2 separate regions of the Homo sapiens genome follow, and region 1 is linked to region 2. A link is a contact called in ENCODE Hi-C or POLR2A ChIA-PET data. All regions are on one chromosome and are shown on one strand. Each heading gives the region's core, a stretch centred on a gene start or an enhancer-like site at or near the end of the contact. The rest is flanking DNA. Distances are from core to core; before and after follow the strand shown.

The links. A loop is a pair of places that touch in the nucleus more often than their neighbours do. ChIA-PET counts read pairs that join two places held with the same protein, here RNA polymerase II (POLR2A). Pooled maps may share reads with other maps.
Region 1: a map of astrocyte of the cerebellum shows a loop between it and region 2 (3-fold over the local background). The contact joins two enhancer-like sites. A Hi-C loop is called at or near these places in 2 of 168 maps with a recorded cell type or tissue (CD4-positive, alpha-beta memory T cell and astrocyte of the cerebellum), 4 of 37 single-sample maps with no recorded cell type and 9 of 50 pooled maps. POLR2A ChIA-PET finds 5 or more read pairs at or near these places in 11 of 52 experiments (BJ, CD4-positive, alpha-beta T cell, GM12878 and 8 more).

Annotation. Positions count from the first base shown.
Region 1 is chr16:89,438,806-89,443,426 of GRCh38, reverse strand. All of the region lies in intron 1 of ANKRD11 (ankyrin repeat domain containing 11), which reads left to right. The region is part of intron 1 of LOC101927817 (a long non-coding RNA gene); the gene reads right to left. It also overlaps the pseudogene RNU6-430P. Among named protein-coding and RNA genes, the nearest start is that of ANKRD11, 49 kb to the left of the region's middle. Within about 2 kb of position 1,251, at least 27 of the 41 ENCODE cell types and tissues checked have a DNase peak (open chromatin) inside an H3K27ac peak, as active enhancers do.
Region 2 is chr16:89,355,619-89,360,023 of GRCh38, reverse strand. The region is part of intron 2 of ANKRD11 (ankyrin repeat domain containing 11); the gene reads left to right. All of the region lies in intron 1 of LOC128462377, which reads left to right. Among named protein-coding and RNA genes, the nearest start is that of ANKRD11, 130 kb to the left of the region's middle. RefSeq lists enhancers at 1,036-1,105, 1,313-2,199, 2,200-3,086. Within about 2 kb of position 2,348, at least 16 of the 41 ENCODE cell types and tissues checked have a DNase peak (open chromatin) inside an H3K27ac peak, as active enhancers do.

The DNA of each region.
Region 1 (4,621 bases), core at 2-2,501, 84 kb before region 2:
TTTAAAGTATGGAATGCTTCACAAATTTGCATGTCATCATTGCACAGGGGCTATGGTAATCGTCTCTGTTGTTCGAATTTTTAGTACATGTGCTGGCCAAAGCAAGCATGCCATGCTTGCCTTGACTGTGAACAAGTTCGATTTGAAATACTTCACATTTGAGGCCGGGTGAGGTGGCTCACACCTGTAATCCCAGCACTTTGGAGGCCAGGGCGGGCAGATCACTTGAGGTCAGGGTGAAACCCTGTCTCTACTGAAAATATAAAAATTAGCTGGGCGTGGTGATGCATGCCTGTAATCCGAGCTACACGGGGGCTGAGGCAGGAGAATTGCTTGGGCCTGGGAGGCAGAGGTCGCAGTGAGCCAAGATTGCACCATTGCACTCCAGTCTGGATGACAGAGCGAGATTCTGTTTCAAAAAAATAAGAAGAAAAAAATGAAATACTTCACATTTGAAAAACTTCCTGGCTAGAGGAAAAATCCTTGCTTATGTCTAATGAAAGAGGCAGAGGCTGGGTGCTGTGGTGAGGTGTTGAGTGACAGTGTCAGGGCCCGTGGGAGGTGGTGGCCGGCTTGTGCTGTAAGGGGCAGGAGCGCCGGAGGCTCACCAGGCCGTGATGGGGTTGGAGTGAGAATAGGGCACACACCTTCCTGCCACCGGGGAGCAGGGTAAACAGCAGAACCTTGCTGTGCGTGTCTGGGTTCCAGCAACATTCCTGGTGGGTGGTGGGGAGGAAAGGACTAACCGTGTCAGCACCTGGCCTTTGTGGGACACAGGCCTCCTCCCTGGAGCTTCAGCTTTATCTGGAAATGAGTCTTTGATGCGTAAAACCGTTCCTGAATGATACTGTCCAGCTGGTGGAAACAGGTTTGTTTTGACCTAAAATCTAGGGGTATTGAGAGAGAGAGAAACAGAGACAAACAGCGTGTGGGGGAAGCTGTGCATAAAGGGGCGTTTGTGGGATTGTCTTTTACTCAGGATCCAGCTTGAGCCAAAATGGAGGAAGAGTCTTGGTCTCTACAAAACAGGTGGTTTTCTGAGACAGATTCAAAAGCATTTTCTAGAGAAGCTCTACTGCATCCCTCCATCACATTCAAAACATTGTTTCTAATTATGTTTTGAGAGTGTAGAGTTAGATTGTAGAATACTGAAATTAAATCCTTAGTGAGGAAAGCGTAGACATGACCTGGCATGTTCTCCAAAGCACTGGCACCAGTGGGCGTGCGTTGTCAGCTGGGGTGTCCTCCCTCTGCTGAGCCTCCTCCCCCTGCGGCCTTCGCCTTGGCCCTCGGTGCACTGCATCGGTGTGCCAACTGCTCACTGTGCACAGACCTTTTTCATACTGATGAATTCATGTTTATTACTTTTTAAAAAGTTTATTTCTTGGATCTTAGTCACAGCTAACCCTGATTTTGCTTTCAGTACAAGGATTTTTAATTTCTAGACCGGATTTGAGTTGTTTGAACGGAGGTCTGGTGGCTTTGGGAAAGGTCTTTGCATGGATGATGGGGGAAGGTGCCTTTTTGGTGAGTGCCATAGTCGGCTGCCACCTTGCCATCCAGAGAGATTCCTGCTTGTGGACACTGTTCAGTTATGCAGGGTATGTTTAATTTTTTAAGAGTCAGGTTTGCGTTTTTTTTTTTTTTTTTTTTTTTTTTGTAGGCGGAGTCTCGCTCTGTTGCCCAGGCTGGAGTGCAGTGGCACGATCTTGGCTCACTGCATAGTCCGCCTCCTGGGTTCATGCCATTCTCCTGCCTCAGCCTCCCGAGTAGCTGGGACTGCAGGTGCCCACCACCACACCCAGCTAATTTTTTGTATTTTTAGTAGAGGTGGGGTTTTACCATGTTAGCCAGGATGGTCTCCATCTGCTGACCTCGTGATCCGCCCGCCTTGGCCTCCCAAAGTGCTGGGATTACAGGCGTGAGCCACCGCGCCCGGCCAGGTTTGCGTATTTTTTAATAATTCTTTTTCTGAAGTTTTTTTCCTGACTGCTTTTGTTGCTGGGTGATGGAATATATTCTGACATTGGATGTGCAAGATCTTAAAAAAGTCTGTGTAATAGAGTCTGTGTAAGAGAGCCTGTGTTGAGAAGTTCTGTAGTCTCTTCAGAATGAAAATTCATTTAAATATTTTAGGACTTCACTCCAGAGGGTTTTAGCGCATGCATAGCGAGGAAACTTTTTTTTTTTTGAGACGGAGTCTCACTTTGTGGCCCAGGCTGGAGTGCAGTGGCTCGATCCTGGCTCACTGCGATCTCTGCCTCTCAGGTTCACGCCATTTTCCTGCCTCAGCCTCCCGAGTAGCTGGGACTACAGGCGCCCACCACCACGCCCGGCTAATTTTTGTATTTTTAGTAGAGACAGGGTTTCACGGTGTTAGCCAGGATGGTCTCGATCTCCTGACCTCATGATCTGCCCGCCTCGGCCTCCCAAAGTGCTGGGATTACAGGCGTGAGCCACTGTGTCTGGCCGCAAGGAAACTTATTTTTTATAAACCACGATGCGCTCTCTCTTTCCGTTTTGACTGTGACACACACCAGCCACACCAGGATTCATGCGCACTCACACGCATTGCCACACAGCCACAGATGTTCCTGTTGATGCCACATGGATTTATTTTCAGTCCCGGCAGGCTTGGAGGCAGGTGGCCCCCTTTCTGTAGCCCCTTGCTGGGTGGTGCCTGGATGTCCTCTGGCTTCTCCAGGGCTCTGCCCACGTTGCTGTGAGTTGGATTTTTTGGGGCCCTTAGTTTGTGCTTGATATTTTCTTATGCTTTCTTCCTTTCCCTCTTACCTCCTCCTCCCCCTCCTTTTGAGACAGAGTTTTGTCGTGTCATCCAGGTTGGAGTGCATTGGTACTCACAGCTCACTGTAGTGTTGACCTCCTGGTCTCAAGCAATTCTCCCACCTCAGCCTCCTGAGTGCCTGGGACTACAGGTGCACACCTCCATGCCCAGCTAAGTTTTTATTCTGTTTTTATTGTTACAAAGTTGAGGTTTCAGTGTGTTGCTCAGGCTGGTCTGAACTTCTGGCCTCATGTGATCCTCCCCCCTCAGCCTTCCAGAGTTCTGGGATTACAGGCCTGAGCCACCACGCTGGACCGAGACATTTTCTGGTGGTCTGCTTTTCCTAGTTCCACTGTTATTTATCCCTCCCCCCAGGGGAACATGTACATTTTACGTGAACATATTGATAAAATGTTCATTTCTAATTACAGCACACTGAATTCTTCCGGAGGAAGAATCCTGTGAACCCTGCCATTGTCCCCTTGAGGACTGGAGAAGTAGGAAGAGGCAGGGAAATGGTTGCGGGTGAGCACTGGGCTAGAGGTTCTGTGTTTTAGACCTCAGTCCTGAAAGGCTGTGATCTCCTCTGAGTCTCTGATTCTTTGTCAGCTTCCTCATAAGAGCCAAGTCACAGATTATGGAGTTAAGGTAGTGGGCTGCGGCTCAGACCCCACACCTGTGAGAGACACAGGCCTCTCCTGCTGTGGGTGTGTGCAGTAGAGCTGGAGTCTTTGACTTCTCCGGAGGCCGCCCATCAGTCTAGGTCAGCTGCACTGTGGGTAGTGTTAGAGTTGAGCTTACAGCTGGCTCTGTTGGTGATCATTGGGAATGAAAACGTTCCACAGAGTTCTGAGGGGGACGGAGTTGTGTTGAGAACACCTTTGGTGTTGTGTGTCAGTGGTGTAGATGAAGAATAGATCTGAGGTGGATGGAGGTGTGCTGAGAACACCTTTGGTGTTGTGTGTGAGTGGTGTAGATGAAGAATAGAACAAGCTTTTCTTTGCTGATTGTGTGGTTGTATTCACAGCCTCAATTGCTGAGGCGCTGTGGTGTGTTTCAGCTTTATCCTAAATATCACATTGCATTTTAGATGGGTTTTCTCACCCATATCCCTGGATCACTGTTTTACATGGAGAACTTTGACACTTGTTTTTTCTTTGGTGTAGTTTTTAGCACTGAAAGTGTATACAGATAGTCCCTGACTTAATGATGGTTCGACTTAGGATTTTTGACTTTACACTGGGTTTATTGGGAGGTAACCCCATTGCAAGTCAAGGAACATTTTATCTCCTTAAAAGTAAAATCATTAATTTAGTGTTGTCTGCTTTTAAATTTTTACATATTCAGAGGTCCTATATATTTGTGCTTAGGATTCAGTTGTCTATACTGGAAAACAGCATTTTCCAAAAAAGTTTTCAGTTTACTGAAAACAGTGGGACTTCCTTGAACCTTCAGTGCTGCGGGTAGGAAAGAAGACTCTGGGACTGTGCATGCATGTGGATTTGAACAACGTGCCACACAGAGGGAGTTTCCCATTGTGATGTTTATCTTCTATATGAATGGAAGAATACAGTTCTTTTTTTTTTTTGGTTTTGTTTTTTTTAAGAGAAAGGTTAAAATTTTTGTTTGTTTTTGTTTCTGTTTTTGTTTGAGGCAGGGTCTTGCTCTGTCGTTCAGGCTGGAGTGCAGTGGTATGATCACGAACTCATTGGCTCAAGCAGTCTCCCATCTCAGCCTCTCCAGCAGCTGGGATCACAGGCATGCAACCCCACACCTGGCTAGTTTATTTTAAAATTTTTTATAGAGATGCGGTCTCACATGTTGCTCTGGTTGGCC
Region 2 (4,405 bases), core at 1,099-3,598:
TGGGTACTGGGCTTAGTACTGGGTGATAGAATAACACGTACAACCTCCCCCCCCGCCCACTGCCGACATGTGTTTACTTATGTAGTACACCCTCACATGTGCCCCCGAACCTAAAAGTTAAAAAACATATAAACTATGTGATGCTGATTTTGGCATCCATGGCACTCTCTGTTCTTAGGGTTTTGTAGCTTTTACACAAGAATTGAATAAAAACTATCTTATCTTTCTGCATCACATAGAATGTAGTGTAGACTAAAATGCAAACATCTTCTGCTGGCTGTTGAGACTCAGATATGAAGACCGTTGAAAATGCCTCTTGTACAGTTACCCAGTTCCTGCTTCAGTGTGGAGAGGCAGAGAGGTGAACAGCCGGCTACCTTCGTGGTAAAAGAAGCTGAAATGAGCAGCTCTGTGCCATTAATAACAGTTTCGGCCAGCAGCCAAGGCTCAGAGTGTGGGATTAGCCTGAAGAATCAAGACTGCAGGGCCGGAACAAGGAGGTAGGCACAGTGAGGTCACAGTGCTGCCATCTGCATCCCGAAGCAGTGGGGGCCGAGGGGCTGCAGCAGACGTGTGCGCTGCTCCTTGGCGCAGGCTGGAAGGTCTTCCTGCTCCTCTGCTGGGGCTGGCTCCAGGAGCTGGCTGCAGTTCCCTGGGAGTCTGCTTTTTAAAGGGCTGTACGTGCGATTGAGTTGTATGGGAAATGGCTGCTCTGGGATTTTCTGGAGTCTTTACTAAAAATAAAGAAGCATACTCAAGCAGTTTGCATCTAGCATTTGTTCTTTGGAGGCACCATTCATGTTAAAGATGGTGTGTGTGGGACAGATCGCATTTCCGTGATCTTGTTTCAGATTGATTTTTTTTTTCTTCCAGAATCAGTCTTTTAGATGAGGACAGTGACAATGATGTTTTATATATTTTGGAATATTAAAATTTGAAGCAGAGAAAGGCTTTGCTCTGTCAGTGTTTAATACTGACGATTTAGACATATATAAGAAATGTATAGCCTTGTCTTTACAAAAAATAGAAAATTAGCCAGGTGTGGTGGTGCATGCCTGTGGTCCCAGCTGCTCTGGAGGCTGAAGTGGGAGGATCACTTGAGCCCAGGAGGTCGAGGCTGTGGTGAGCCATGATCGCACCACTGCGCTCCAGCCTGGGCAGCAGAGGGAGACCCTATTCTCAAAAAAAAAACCTACAGGCAAAAAACAAACTATAACTGAAATGTGAGATGTGGGTTTTAGCGGCACAGGGGAAGTGGTTTGCACGTGGGGTTATCTAGGGCTGGGTGCAGATGTCCCGTCCTCAGCACACAGGGCCAGCGAGGGCAGCTTGTGGGTTGTCACTGAAATGAGCTGCAGGCAGCATCCTGGGTAAACAGTTGAAATCTTAGTCATTCTGTTTATTTATTAATTATTATTTTTAAAGTTTTTGTGAGTACATAGATGAATGTATTTATGGGGTCCATGAGATGTTTTGATATAGGCATGCAATGCGTAGTGATGATATCATGGAAAACGGGGTATCCATCTTCTCAACTAGTTATCCTTTGTGTTGTAAACAATCCAGTTACCAACCCAACCTGGAAATTGAGTACCAGTAATATAGGCAGTTATCCACGTGGCTCTTTGAAACGTGGTCGCTAAGCTGTGCATGTTTGCAAACGTGGAAGCTGTTGTGTAGATGATGTTCACTCCCGTGAATATGCAGCTGTGATGTGGCCAACAGAAGGGAAGGAACACGCCTGTGTGCTCTACGTCTTCTGCAAGCCGGCACAGCTCCATGCGGGACCAGTGCTGATGCCAGAGTGAGGTGTGGGGGCTGTGGCCTGTGTCTGCCCGCACGTGGTGGCATTCTAGCAAAGCCACGTGGGTGGGTGCAGCATCTCCAGCCACCCTGGTTGTTAACTGTCACAGCTTGACCTGTGTCCTTGGGTCAAAAGTTGCATCTGGTGCCTCACTCACTTCCTCCATTGTTCAAAGCAGTAAGAGGGTTCAGTCTTTGGAAAGGAAGCATTTACTGGCTATTTGAAGAGATTGATTTCAGAAATTGAGCATCATAACTAAATCTGATTGTTTTGAAAGGATTTACTACTTTTCATTACTTTCATCCCAGTGTTCAATAAAAATAGGAAAAGAAAGGAAAGGTGTCCCCAGAAAGGGGCAGCCAGCACCCTGGCTTCCAGTACCTTCAGCAGCGTTGTCCTGTGGCCATGGATTGGCTTGCCGATGAGCAGTGGTTCCTCCCAGACTCCTCCCTCAGGGCCCTTCCTCTTGTGCAGCTGCTGTTTGTCCCTGGACCCTGTGAGTGGAGTCCGCAGCATTGGCTGTGACAGGCATTCCTCGTTAGGGCTGAGTCGCGTTATGCTGTGTGCAGACGCATTCTGCTTCTCTGTCATCCGCCAGGGGACACTCGGGTTTGCTGTTGGGAACCATGCTGTGTGAACTGTGAACGTCGAAGTACAACTGTCTTTTGGGGGCCCTGCTTTCAGTTCTTTTGTATATCTACCCAGAAGGGGAACTGCTGGATCATATGCTTAGTCCTTTTGTAATTTGTTGAGGAATCGTCACACTGTTTTTTTTTGGCAGTTGCACCATTATATGTTCCCACCAGCAATGCACGAGGATTCCTGTTTCTCCACAAGCTCACCTGCCCCCTGGTTCCCTGTGAGGTGCTGGAGACTGGCAGCAAGTGTCCTGTCCCCGGGACACGTGGTGAGCACAGTCCCTGACTGCCCTTCCTTCATGGTGTGACTTTTATCAGCAGATTTGACAGATGAGAGGTGAATCCTGGGTGTGTTGAAGCTGACTCACCCCGCCCCCAACCCCACTCATCTTCGAAGGTGTGTTGTAGCTCTGGCCGAGCCTACCTCTGAGCAGTGCCCCTAGATGGCTCCACCTTCCTTACACTGTCCCTCCTACAGACTCATCCTCATCCCCACCACTGCCCTTTGGCTATTCTGTGGTAGATTTTTAGAATAAAAGATGTCAAGCCTGGCTGTTGAACCATTAGCATTGGGACATGCCCTGCTGACAAGGCAGCCACCAACCCCTCCAAGATGGTCACAGGTCACTTGGGAGCTGGCCCTTCCCAGCAGCAGGATGCCTGGGACTCCGGGAGATTACAGCCACAGGGCCTGGGAGAAGCCTCAGGCTTTTGTTGTTTATTATGTGCATTATCCTTTTGGGGTCCCCAAAATTGTACCATTACGTTCTTTTTTTTTCTTTTTTCTTTTTTTTTTTTTTTGAGACGGAGTCTTGCTGTGTCGCCCAGGCTAGAGTGCAGTGGTGCGATCTTGGCTCACTGCAAGCTCGGCCTCCCGGGTTCATACCATTCTCCTGCCTCAGCCTCCCAAGTAGCTGGGACTACAGGCACCCACCACCACGCCTGGCTAATTTTTTTTTTTTTTTTGTATTTTTAGTAGAGATGGGGTTTTACTGTGTTAGCCAGGATGGTCTCGATCTCCTGACCTCGTGATCCGCCCGCCTCGGCCTCCCAAAGAGCTGGGATTATAGGCGTGAGCCACCGCGCCTGGCCCTGTTACATTCTTTATAGAGCTGACATTGGAACAAGCAGTGTCTGCTTGAAAGCACTGTTCTGAATGTGTCCAGCTGCTCCATCTGGCTTCCGGAGCTGGTGTCATCATCTAGGCAGGGTTGGCTGATGGATCACATCCTTCTCACCTCAGCGGATGGCTTGCCACCGAGAACTGTGCGTGTCTCTGGAATTCTCCACTTTACTCCCTTGACAAAGATGTCTCCTTTGGACGTCCTGAAAGTCTGTAATCAGTTTTTAAAAACCCACAATAGTTCATTGTTTGTAACCTATAAATGTTATAAACAAAGATGATCAGAAACGTGAGAATTAAAAAATACTTGTGTTTTGTTAGTGAAAAGCACTAGTTCATAGTAACTAAGGTTTTCCAGATTCTTTCTTGTATTTGTTTTGAGACAAGTCTCACTCCAGTGCCCAGGCTGGAGTGCAGGGGCGCTATCTGGGCTCACTGTCGCCTCAGCCCCCAGGGCGGGGCTCATGTGATCCTCCCACCTCAGCCTCCCAACTCATTTCTGGTGGTCTTGGGCGAGTCACTTAGCGTTCCTGAGCCCTGGTCTCCCGAGCTGTGCTGGGGGGAGCACCCTGTTCCTGTGGTGTTTATCTCATCGGTCACTCTGCCTTTCCATTGGGCTGCGCACAGGAGAGCCACAGACCCTTGCCGTGAACCGCCGTGGCAGGGCCTCGGTGCAGATGCGATTGTCAGGCTGCGCTCAGTAACACAAGACCTGCCCTCGACGGGTGGATGCTCATAACAAGATGAAGTTCAAGTGAGCATCTTTGGGTTTTTTCTTGTTTTACTTATTAATGGAAGAAACCCTTTATTTTTAAGAGACCTTCTTTTGATCCTGGCGAT